2 separate regions of the Homo sapiens genome follow, and region 1 is linked to region 2. Evidence: chromatin contacts called from ENCODE Hi-C data. All regions are on one chromosome and are shown on one strand. Each heading gives the region's core, a stretch centred on a gene start or an enhancer-like site at or near the end of the contact. The rest is flanking DNA. Distances are from core to core; before and after follow the strand shown.

Region 1 (6,831 bases), core at 3,779-6,278, 250 kb after region 2:
TGAGATGGAGTCTCGCTCTGTTGCCCAGGCTGGAGTGCAGTGGCGCCATCTCAGCTCACTGCAAGCTCTGCCTCCCGGGTTCACGCCATTCTCCTGCCTCAGCCTCCCGAGTAGCTGGGACTCCAGGCGCCTGCCACCATGCCCAGCTAATTTTTTGTATTTTTAGTAGAGACAGGGTTTCACCGTGTTAGCTAGGATGGTCTCGATCTCCTGACCTCGTGATCCACCTGCCTTGGCCTCCCAAAGTGCTGGGATTACAGGCATAAGCCACAGCACCCAGTCCATATTTTCTTTTAAAGTAAAATTTCAATAGTGATCTTAGTGAAAATTCAATCATCTACCAGATTACCTAAACCTGATTTAAGTTTTAACCTATTTTAATCATAAAAAAAAGTCTGAGATTTTTGGAAGAGGTCATACCTCTGTCTCTCTCATCTCTATTTCCATCTATATCTGTCTATCTAGCTTTATCTGCAGTCCTGGTCAAGATTTTTATTTTCAAGGGGACAGATTGTCCTAATAGACTCTGATGGTTCTCCTTAAACAAAATTGGGCAAGATTCTTGTGCAGGTATCATTTTAAAAACCTTTTCTTGCTTATTTGTACTGTGGGAAGAGAATAAACAACACCATTTCCCCTTTTTGAGTTATATTTATTTCTTGTTTCATTTGCTTGTTTGTTTGTTGTTGTTGTTGTTGTTTGAGACAGGGTGTCGCTCTGTCTCCCAAGCTGGAGTGCAGTGGTGTGATCTCGGCTTACTGCAACCTCTGCCTCCAGGGCACAAGTGACGCTAACACCCCAGCCCCCTATGTAGCTGGGACTATGGGCGTGAGCCACCACACCTGGCTGATTTTTTTTTTTTTTTTTTGGTAGACATGGGGCTTTGCCACATTGCAGGCTGGTCTTCAAAACTCCTGGACTCAAGCAATCCACCCATCTTGGACTCCCAAAGTGCTGGGATTACAGGTGTGAGCCACCACGTGTAGCCGACCTTTATTTTGAAATCTTGTTTGCTTGAGCTTCATGAAATGTATGTCTTGATAGATTATGGGGAAACTTATTTGTATCCTCAATAAGGTAAAAGTAAATTAGTTGAATATGCCCCCAATTTTCACACTAGATTAGGGTAATAAACTATGCCAGAACACTCCCTTCTTGTCCTAGAATATTTCTCTTATATTTTCTGCAGAATCTTAGTGTTAGATCACTGAAAACCCCTCCTTCTTCTGCCATCTTATGGCTGAGTAAGTAAAGCCAGCTTGTGGGCAGAAGGCATTGAAAGGCTGAAGATCCCTCTCTATTGAAAGAGGGATACTAGTGGGGATAATATCTCCATATCATTTGGCATTATCTTTGATAGGAAAATGGTCATGTAAATCCCTTTGACTACCCTTTCTCCTAATTCTTGTAATTTTCATCTCATGGCAGTCAAAAGATCAAATCACCCTTTAGTCCAAAAAAGAGAGAGGCAAGCTTAATTATGACAGATACTCAAACAATGTGTTCTTATTTAGTTTTTGAATGGCTGTACTTTTGTAATAAGACTGTAATGACTTGCTTTCATTTTTGGTATGTTTTTGAAAATATTTTTCTATTCCTGTATATGAAATTATTTGTGTAACATTTTAATATGTTAGATTTTATTAAATGAATCTTCAAAATTATGAAAGTGACTCCTAGGATAATGTCTCTGCTTGTGCAGCATATGAAAAGTAAAGCGAAACCTAAGAAATTAAACCTACTGTAATAACATAATTTTTAAATTATGCAATAGATTCCCCTCATTATAATATAAATAATTACTATATGTAAACATATTTCATTCAGACTTATAAATATGCTATAAATTATAATCTAATATATATGATTCCTTATTAAAGGAGATTAAGAAAATAAGAGCATTTGTAAAGAAGGAAGGTGTATTCTCATCAAGGTTTAAGAAAATAAATGATTTAAAATAGCATAGCGGATATAATGCATTTAAAGCTGGAAACCTATATACGAATATAAAATATTGGTGTTGGTTATATAATCTTTGAAAAAGAGAAACTTACTTCTATTTCTAGGTGTGTTAATAGCATTGAAATGAAAGATGGGTAAAACCTTCTGAATTGTGAGGACACATGACAACATGAGAGGTTTTAAAATTTTTTTCACAATAAAACCTAATGTGTTCTTGGTTATTGTATCCTCTGAAATATCTTAGATATTAAGTTTTCTATTCTCCAGCTTGTGAGAAGAGATTATGTTATTTTCTTCATATTACCTATTTTCCTCTCCTTTATGTTATCCCAAATTAACCATAACTGCTTTAGTTCAGAAAACCTGTCCAAAGGAAATAGCCATATACCTGGTTAAATATAAAATTTCGAGTAACCTACCAGTTATAATTTGCCTGTATGATATAACTGATCTTCACTACATCTATTTCGGACCCTAATCAGGTTTTGCAGATTATATAAAAAGCTGTTTTTAAAGACTTGGACCTTGGGTGTTATTCACCTCAATGAATTTGTTTAATGCTCAATGTCAATGAATTAACATATTTTGAATTATTATAACATCCATATAAAAGTAATAATCATGGAAAGCAAAAAATAATATCAACAGGTAGAGATAGGCATTTGTTTTCTAAATGTTAAGAAAAGGAACCTGTGATTATCCTTTTTTTAGCCAGTTACAAGATGATAAATGAGAGCTTTTTAAAATATTATGCTATTGTTACATTTAATAAATCATCCAGTCCAGTTTTCTGAAAATACAGGGGATAGAAGAACAGGTTAAATGATACCATGAGGAAACAATCAAATTTGGAATGTAGGACATCCTACAAAACAACTAGTCTGGACACTTCAGAAATCTAATGTCATTAAAGATGGGGGAGTATTCTAGAGTAAATAGATCTAATAGCCAAATACAATTATCAAAGTTGGTTGAAAAAGTTTCTAAGACATTCCTTATAACAAATAGTTAAAAAAGTAAGTGCATTTGTCAAAGGAACTTGAGTGAGTGTGAATTCTTATCAAAATTGAGGAAAAGATAATGGAAAGACAGTGAAATTTGATTGGGGCTGGATTTTAGATAACTGTAGAATTTTTTTAAATTTTCTTAGGTATGATAGAACCATTATGATTATATGAGATAATATTATAATTATGTGATACCTGCTGAAATATTTAGAGGTGAAATATGATGTCTGCAAGTTACTTTCATATAAGTCATCAGAAAAGCGGGTGTGTGTACAGAATAAGATAGAACAAATATGGTAAAATATAAACAATTGTTAAGTTTGGATGGAGGTTAGAGTTGTAGTTTATGTATAGTTCTTTTAACTGTTCTATATATTTAATTTTTTTCTTCATCCCCCAATTTTTTAACCCAATGGATCTTTTAGAGACACATCCTAATATTTATTATTATTATTATTATTTTGAGATGGAGTCTCGCTTTGTCACCAGGCTTGGAGTGCAATGGCATGATCTCAGCTCACTGCAATCTCCGCCTCCCGGGTTCAAGTGATTCTCCTGCCTCACCCTCCCAAGTAGCTGGGATTACAGGCACCCATCACCATGCCTGGCTCATTTTTTTTGTATTTTTAGTAGAGATGGGGTTTCACCAGGTTGGCCAGGATGGTCTTGATCTCTTGACCTCGTGATCTGCCTGCCTCGGCCTCCCAAAGTAAAATTATTTTTTAAAGCAGCCTTAGAGTTTACAGAAAATTGAGCAAATAGTACAAACAGTTCCCCTCACATACCGATTTTCTCCCACTCAAAGTTTCCCTGTTATCAAAATCTTGCATTACTGTGGTACATTTGTTACAATTGATGAGCCAATACTGGTAAATTATTAACTAAATTTCATAGTTTAGTGTTCACTCTTTGTGTTGTATAGTTCTGTGGATTTTGACAACGGCATAATGTCATGTATCTACCATTGTAGTATCGTAAAGTACCCCATGTTTAACCTCTTCATCCCCCTCCCTCTTCTTCCTAGCTATCACTTGTCTTTTAAATGTCTCTATAATTTGGCCTTTTTCAGAGTATCATGTAATTTGAATTATACAGTATCATTGCCTTTTCAGACTGGATTCTTTCACTGAGAAATATGCATTTAAGTTTCCTTCATGTCATTCTGTGGCTTGATAACTTCTTTATATTAACATTAAAAAAGAAACAAAAAGACAAAATTAAAAAACCTAACAACAAACAATGACATATATACCCTGTTTGGAAGCAGATTGAAGAAACCATCACTGAAAAGACATTTTTAAAGATAATTGGGGAAACTGGAATATTTACTGGCTATTTAATATTATGAAATTGCTCTTTGCTAGATGTGGTAATTGAATTGAGGTTATGTTGAAAGTTCTCCTAGGCATTAGAAAGGAAAATAATATTGATACATTTACAATAAGGAAATATCTGGCTGCTCTTGGAGAGTTTCATGAGGCTCAGACACATCAAAGTTCAGGAAAATGTGAAGTGGGAGCAGTGCAAAGAAAGAAATATGAGTAAGGAGACTATTTCAGTGCCCATTAAAATACTCTTATTTGGATTCTGTGCTTTTCCTGGGTCTCTGTTTTTCAGCTGGGTTTGAGTGTGATGATGGTAATCTAACCACCACTGAGTTGCACACATGCCCAAACTCTGAATAAAAATAGAACTTTCTTAGTCTAAGCCTTCTTTCCGAAGCATGCTAGGACTGAGATCACTCCCTTCCAGGTTCTGAAATTTATTTTTTCCAGTTTGAAAAAAAAAAAAAGCTTGGATTTGTGAGGGAAGTGAAGATTTATTTATTCTTGCCCTGTCTCTATGGGTGCAATGAAGAGCCTTTCGAAACGCCAATAAGACTTCGGTACACTGAGAGACACTACTTGAAAATACTCAATTTCGATTGCCATCAGCCTGAAAGAAAGCACTGGGATTTTCTTAAAGTTTAGGAGAAAATAAATACTCGGAAGAGACGCGGGGTGGCGCTGCAGCCTTAGAAGTAGCAGAAACAAAGCACCCAGCCGACGCTCCCTTACCCAGATACTCAGCTAAAGAAGCAGCAAGCAGGAAGAGGAGGCTTTCTAAGGCGGTCGCTCCGGGAAATCCGGGCCCTAGGATTGTCCACTCATCCCAGTATCAGCGAGATACGGGGAGATAGAGTTAGCGACAACGTGAGCCAGAGCTGGAGCACGTTTGGTGAGAGACCAGAAAGCAATGGAGGCCGGAGAGGGGAAGGAGCGCGTTCCGAAACAAAGGCAAGTCCTGATATTCTTTGTTTTGCTGGGCATAGCTCAGGCTAGTTGCCAGCCTAGGCACTATTCAGTGGCCGAGGAAACGGAGAGTGGCTCCTTTGTGGCCAATTTGTTAAAAGACCTGGGGCTGGAGATAGGAGAACTTGCTGTGAGGGGGGCCAGGGTCGTTTCCAAAGGAAAAAAAATGCATTTGCAGTTCGATAGGCAGACCGGGGATTTGTTGTTAAATGAGAAATTGGACCGGGAGGAGCTGTGCGGCCCCACAGAGCCCTGTGTCCTACCTTTCCAGGTGTTACTAGAAAATCCCTTGCAGTTTTTTCAGGCGGAGCTACGGATTAGGGACGTAAATGATCATTCCCCAGTTTTCCTAGACAAAGAAATACTTTTGAAAATTCCAGAAAGTATCACTCCTGGAACTACTTTCTTAATAGAACGTGCCCAGGACTTGGATGTAGGAACCAACAGTCTCCAAAATTACACAATCAGTCCCAATTTCCACTTTCATCTTAATTTACAAGACAGTCTCGATGGCATAATATTACCACAGCTGGTGCTGAACAGAGCCCTGGATCGCGAGGAGCAGCCTGAGATCAGGTTAACCCTCACAGCGCTAGATGGCGGGAGTCCACCCAGGTCCGGCACGGCCCTGGTACGGATTGAAGTTGTGGACATCAATGACAACGTCCCAGAGTTTGCAAAGCTGCTCTATGAGGTGCAGATCCCGGAGGACAGCCCCGTTGGATCCCAGGTTGCCATCGTCTCTGCCAGGGATTTAGACATTGGAACTAATGGAGAAATATCTTATGCATTTTCCCAAGCATCTGAAGACATTCGCAAAACGTTTCGATTAAGTGCAAAATCGGGAGAACTGCTTTTAAGACAGAAACTGGATTTCGAATCCATCCAGACATACACAGTAAATATTCAGGCGACAGATGGTGGGGGCCTATCTGGAACTTGTGTGGTATTTGTCCAAGTGATGGATTTGAATGACAATCCTCCGGAACTAACTATGTCGACACTTATCAATCAGATCCCAGAAAACTTGCAGGACACCCTCATTGCTGTATTCAGCGTTTCAGATCCTGACTCCGGAGACAACGGAAGGATGGTGTGCTCCATCCAAGATGATCTTCCTTTTTTCTTGAAACCTTCTGTTGAGAACTTTTACACTCTGGTGATAAGCACGGCCCTGGACCGGGAGACCAGATCCGAATACAACATCACCATCACCGTCACCGACTTCGGGACACCCAGGCTGAAAACCGAGCACAACATAACCGTGCTGGTCTCCGACGTCAATGACAACGCCCCCGCCTTCACCCAAACCTCCTACACCCTGTTCGTCCGCGAGAACAACAGCCCCGCCCTGCACATCGGCAGCGTCAGCGCCACAGACAGAGACTCGGGCACCAACGCCCAGGTCACCTACTCGCTGCTGCCGCCCCAGGACCCGCACCTGCCCCTCGCCTCCCTGGTCTCCATCAACGCGGACAACGGCCACCTGTTCGCTCTCCAGTCGCTGGACTACGAGGCCCTGCAGGCGTTCGAGTTCCGCGTGGGCGCCGCAGACCGCGGCTCCCCGGCGT
Region 2 (5,983 bases), core at 3,283-5,782:
GTGTGCTCTGGGGAGGGCCCACCCAAGACAGACCTCATGGCCTTCAGTCCCAGCCTTCCTCAGGGTCCATCCTCTACAGACAATGTGAGTCATAAATAATCTTGTTTCCAACAATTTTAAAACAATTAGTTCAATTGGTCTCCTTAAATTTTCTTTCATAATTTCTTTTTTAGTTGATAGCTTTATGTATAATTATTATTTTTTAATGTTATGCTGTATTTGCACTAATTATTTGGAAGTACGTTTAATATACACTTTTGTTTTGGGATGCGTAATACTATAGATCAAAATCTATGGTTTATGTTGGCTACTCTCCATTTTTGGAGGAGGACTTTGCTAACTGGAGCAATGGATTCACCTTTCTTCTATAGTGTATTTACAAAATCAAATATTTACATTTCCATATTTTGATAATCAATACCTATAAATGTTATAGTAAACAAATTTAATATATATGTTACCTAATATTTTATTCTATGTATTGTCCTCATTTTATAAAATATAGCTGTGTCAAAATCATCTGTTCAATTTTGCCTTTTTATCTTTAGTCTAGAACTTGAATTTTAAGCATTTCTTTTACATCTATTTATCTTCTTTTTATCATATTTGTGTAGCACTGACTTCTTTTTAACTTACTTTGTTGAGATGTATTTGCCATGTTCATGAAGAATTAATATGAACAATTTAAAATAGTTTAAATGGCAGTTTAATAGTATTTTTTATTTTGTTCCTTGTTTGTATAAGAAATATATTCACATTCAAAATTTCAAAGAGTGAAATCTAGTACGTAGTAAAAAATCTCCTTGCCTCCTCAAACCCCAAACCATTTACTTTACCTTTCTGAATTTCTGAAGCAGTTTACTTTTTTTGTATATTCCCAAGATTATTATTGCCAAATTATATAAATATATTTACAATCACCAAATTGTAAATCGCCAATATATATATTTTATAATTTGCCCCTTCCTTCCTTCCTTCCTTTCTTTCTTTCTTTCTTCCTTTTTCTTTCATTCTTTTTCTTTTTTCTTTCTTCTTTCAAGACACGCTCTCACTCCATCACCCAGGCTGCTGAAATGCAGTGGTGGGATTATAGCCCACTGCAACCTGAAAGTCCTGGGCTCACAGGATCCTCCCATCTCAGCCTCTGGAGTAGCTGGGAATACAGTTTGCATGTCATTGTGCCTGGCTAATTTTATTTTATTTTTGTAGAGACAGGGTGGAGTCTTGTTTCCCAGGCTGGTCTTGAACTCCTGGCTTCAAGCGATCCTCCTACCTTGGCCTCCCAAAGTATTGGGATTACAGACACGAACAACCACACCCAGCCTGCCTTTCATCTTTCCTTTTTTTTAAAAAAAGAAGTGATTACAGTAGAAACCTACCTTTCTGCACTTTTTGGTTTTCCACTTTAAGTTATATATATATAGTGTGTGTGTGTGTGTGTGTGTGTGTGTGTGTGTGTGTGTGTGTGTGTGTGTGTTTGACAGAGTTTTACTCTGTCGCCCTCTCTGGAGTGCAGTGGTGCAATCTCAGCTCACTGCAAAATCCGCCTCTCTGGTACAAGCAGTTCTCATGCCTCAGTCTCCCAAGTAGCTGGGATTAAAGACGCCAACAACCAAGCCATGCTAATTTTTTTTTTTTTTTGTATTTTTAGTAGAAACAGAGTTTCACCATGTTGCCCCGGCTGGTCTCGAAATCTGGGACTCAAGTGATCTGACTGCCTCAGCCTCCCAATGTGCTGGGATTACAGGAGTGAGCCACCGCATCCGGCCTAAATTATATATTGGGTTTTGTGGCATATTATTTCATTAGCGCTTATTCCTTGTTTTTGATTATTTGCTTTCTTATTTTTAAAAGTATTTGCATCTTATTTTCTTTTATGGATATATCATGATTTATTCATCCAGTACTGTATTAGGGACATTAATGAAACAATAACCGAATTGTCTAGACTTTTAAAAATTTTTTACAAATAATTTGGTTGGTCAAAAAAATGATAGTTAACGGGGCATGGTGGCACACACCTTTAACCCCAACATTTCGGGAGGCCGAGGCAGGAGGATTGCTTCAGTCTAGTAGTTTGAGACCAGCTTGTGCATCTTTTGTAGAGACTTTGTAAAATTAGCTATGCATGGTGATGCATGTCTGTAGTTTCAGCTACTCAAGAAACTGAGGTGGGAGGATCACTTAAGCCAGGGAGGTCCAAGCTGCAGTTATCATGCCACTGAACTCCAGCCTAGGTGACAGAGCAATACCTTGCCTCAAAAATAAAATAAAATGAAATAATAAAATAAAATAAAATAAAAACCCAGAACTGACAATTTTCACTGTTCCTAATATTCTAATATACTTTAGTAAATTATTTTAGGATATGTTACTGTTTTCTTTTCAACGTGAATAAGGATAGAGGTATGCAAAGTCAAAAACCTGTCTGATAATCAATAGAATTATTTACCATTAAGCCATAATATGTCATTCACATAAGCAGACCAAGTTTGCTGCTCTTGTTGAAAGATATTCAGTTTTGTGGAAAAATCTATAAATATCTTTGACCTTCAAAGATGTAACTGTAATCTGTTTTTATTGCTTTGCTTTTATGCTTACATGCATGTATATTTAAAACCTTCCTAGCATATTATTAAAGTTTTAAATATCCTATTTATATTGGGAAATACCTGAAGTTGATAGGGGATCCTCCTTAGCCACCTAAGCTGTATTCATCAATTATTATGATGATGATGATGATTATTATTTTTGAGACAGGGTCTCACTCTGTAGCCCAGACTGCAGTGCAGTGGCACAATCTGGGCTTACTGCAATCTCTGCCTCCTGGGCTCAAGTGATCTTCCTACCTCAGCCTCTCAAGTTGCTGGGACTATAGGCACACACCACCATGCCCAACTAATTTTTGTATTTTTTGTAGAGATGGGGTCTTACCATGTTGCCCAGGCTGGTCTCAAACTCCTGAGATATCGAGAAATACTATTTTCTTTACAAATTGTTTGCTACTATTTAGAGTCAACTACAGAGATTTTTTTGGGTAAATAATGTGATGACAAATTTAAATCATTTCACAGAAAATACCCTTATTTGCCTTTCCTATTTAACCTACGTTTTTGGTAAGAATTTTGTAGAAATTTGGAGGAGCTCTTAATTGCCTACTATGAAGGCATTCATGATGAATCCATGGAGAATTTACTTTTGAGGTGGACTTTGAAAGATGAATAGAATTTTGACAGAAAAAGATGAAGTAATAGAAGAAAAACCTTGAACAAAGAGTGTGCCAAGAAGGAGACAACATATTTTCTGTAAAATATGACTCCTATTGGAAAGTGGTTAGCCTTAGCACTGAGAAGATTGGCTCATGGTCACGTAGCGTATCTCCCAGATGGAAGTCTAATGTCTTGACAATTAGTCAATAGAAAGATAAACTTGTTGAAGATTTTAGTGAAATCGAGTGAAAGCTGTACTAATAAGGACAGAAATTATCACACGTGAAAGGAGAGATGGGATGTATACAAATTTTAAATATGGTAGGCAAAGGAAAAGAAGTCATAAAAATACATATGAGTAAATGTGGAGAATCACTATGCTATAAAAATTGTGATTTTTTAATGATTTGGGTTTTGGGTGATTATTGATTAGATATTCTTTTAACTTTGGTCGACTCATTTTCTAGGCAATGTTAGGGTATACAGGTAAAAATGTCAGGTAGAAAATGAAAATAGGGGGTTGCAGATATGGAGTTAAGAATACTTCAAATAATAGGCTAGTTTAAAGCCGTGGAAATAGAAACGTTAAATAAAAAGTTGGGGAAAAAAGTTTAAAGGCATAATTCTGGTAAATACTCACTTTTTGGAGCAGAAGAAAGATGAAGAACTAACAAGCCAATGATGGCAATACTGCTAGAGTTTGGCATGTCAGAGAAATCATAAAGGAAAATGTTTTAAGTGAGAGGCTGAATTTAACAAGCTATAGAGATATAGAGAAATAGTGTAAAGAATATGCACATACATTTTTATTACTTTAGTAAATAAAACGGTTCAGGCAATTTGACATTTATTGAATAAAGAAAAGCAAAAATTTAACAATAAGAACACAAGAAGATAAAATGTAGAAAAGTTAGAATTATATGCTCACCTCAGAGTAATATATACCAGTGTTTCTGGTGACCAAATAAATATTAATGCATTTCTTCCACACGAAACTATGGAGGACAGTTTACATTTCTGATATCCATGACATACAGGTCATACTTAAATTTATTATTAATTGATACGATATTTGAAATATTGGGAAGAAATTCCTTTCCTTATGAAGAAGAAATCCCTAGCTGAAACTAATGTAAGGAGCCAGACAGTATGAATGCCTCTGCAATTGATAAAGTTAAGGATTTACTATTAAATTATGATAAAGAAATAGAAAGTGCATAGAAGAACCCAGATATTGCGGAAGTAATTCATGTAATCATTACCTTTTGAAGCCACATGATGTCGCTGTCTACCAAGAAGTTCTGGTTGGTCAATGTTCAAAGTCTTTTCTCTGACAGCATCTGTCTCTAAAGGCCGAACAACGGGAGATGCAGCGGAATTGGATTAAAAGACTCTGAAAGTACAGTCGTTCATCTTTATATTAAGATAATATTTTCTGATAGGAAACGACTATTTAACATGGATTATCACTGGCGAGGAGAGCTGGGATCCTGGCGACTACTACTCTTGCTTCTGCTCCTCGCAGCCTGGAAGGTGGGGAGCGGCCAGCTCCACTACTCCGTCCCCGAGGAGGCCAAACACGGCACCTTCGTGGGCCGGATCGCGCAGGACCTGGGGCTGGAGCTGGCGGAGCTGGTGCCGCGCCTGTTCCGGGTGGCGTCCAAAAGACACCGGGACCTTCTGGAGGTAAGTCTGCAGAATGGCATTTTGTTTGTGAATTCTCGGATCGACCGCGAGGAGCTGTGCGGGCGGAGCGCGGAGTGCAGCATCCACCTGGAGGTGATCGTGGACAGGCCGCTGCAGGTTTTCCATGTGGACGTGGAGGTGAAGGATGTTAATGACAACCCGCCAGTGTTCCGGGTAAAAGACCAAAAGCTGTTTGTTTCAGAATCCAGAATGCCAGACTCTCGGTTTCCGCTAGAGGGCGCGTCCGATGCAGATGTTGGAGCTAACTCCGTGTTAACCTACAGGCTTAGCTCTCATGATTACTTCATGCTAGATGTGAATTCAAAGAACGATGAGAATAAACTGGTTGAGCTCGTATTAAGAAAATCCTTGGACAGAGAGGACGCTCCTGCGCACCACTTATTCCTGACAGCCACAGATGGGGGCAAACCTGAGCTCACAGGCACTGTTCAGCTGCTGGTCACAGTGCTGGATGTGAATGATAATGCTCCCACTTTCGAACAGTCTGAATACGAAGTAAGAATATTCGAAAACGCAGACAACGGAACAACAGTTATCAAACTGAATGCTTCTGATCCGGATGAAGGAGCCAATGGGGCAATTTCATATTCTTTTAATAGCCTTGTTGAAACTATGGTTATTGACCACTTTAGCATAGATCGAAATACGGGAGAAATAGTGATTCGGGGTAATTTGGATTTTGAACAAGAAAACTTATACAAAATCCTCATTGACGCCACGGACAAAGGCCATCCTCCCATGGCGGGTCATTGCACCGTTTTAGTGAGAATTTTGGATAAAAATGATAACGTCCCTGAGATAGCACTGACTTCCTTATCCTTGCCTGTACGTGAAGACGCTCAATTTGGTACTGTCATCGCCCTAATTAGCGTGAACGACCTCGATTCAGGTGCCAACGGGCAGGTGACCTGCTCCCTGATGCCCCATGTCCCCTTCAAGCTGGTGTCCACCTTCAAGAATTACTACTCGTTGGTGCTGGACAGCGCCCTGGACCGCGAGAGAGTGTCGGCCTATGAGTTGGTGGTAACCGCGCGGGACGGGGGCTCGCCTTCGCTGTGGGCCACCGC

The links. A loop is a pair of places that touch in the nucleus more often than their neighbours do. Pooled maps may share reads with other maps.
Region 1: a pooled map shows a loop between it and region 2 (2.7-fold over the local background). The contact joins the promoter of PCDHB2 here to the promoter of PCDHA8 in region 2. A Hi-C loop is called at or near these places in 1 of 50 pooled maps.

What each region holds. Positions count from the first base shown.
Region 1 is chr5:141,089,587-141,096,417 of GRCh38, forward strand. PCDHB2 (protocadherin beta 2) reads left to right here and starts at 5,029. Exons shown (of 1, transcript NM_018936.4): 1 at 5,029-6,831. The coding sequence starts at 5,205. It also overlaps PCDHB@.
Region 2 is chr5:140,836,655-140,842,637 of GRCh38, forward strand. It overlaps PCDHA8 (protocadherin alpha 8), which reads left to right and starts at 4,533. Exons shown (of 4, transcript NM_018911.3): 1 at 4,533-5,983. The coding sequence starts at 4,668. All of the region lies in intron 1 of PCDHA1 (protocadherin alpha 1), which reads left to right. All of the region lies in intron 1 of PCDHA2 (protocadherin alpha 2), which reads left to right. All of the region lies in intron 1 of PCDHA3 (protocadherin alpha 3), which reads left to right. It also overlaps PCDHA4, PCDHA5, PCDHA6, PCDHA7 and PCDHA@.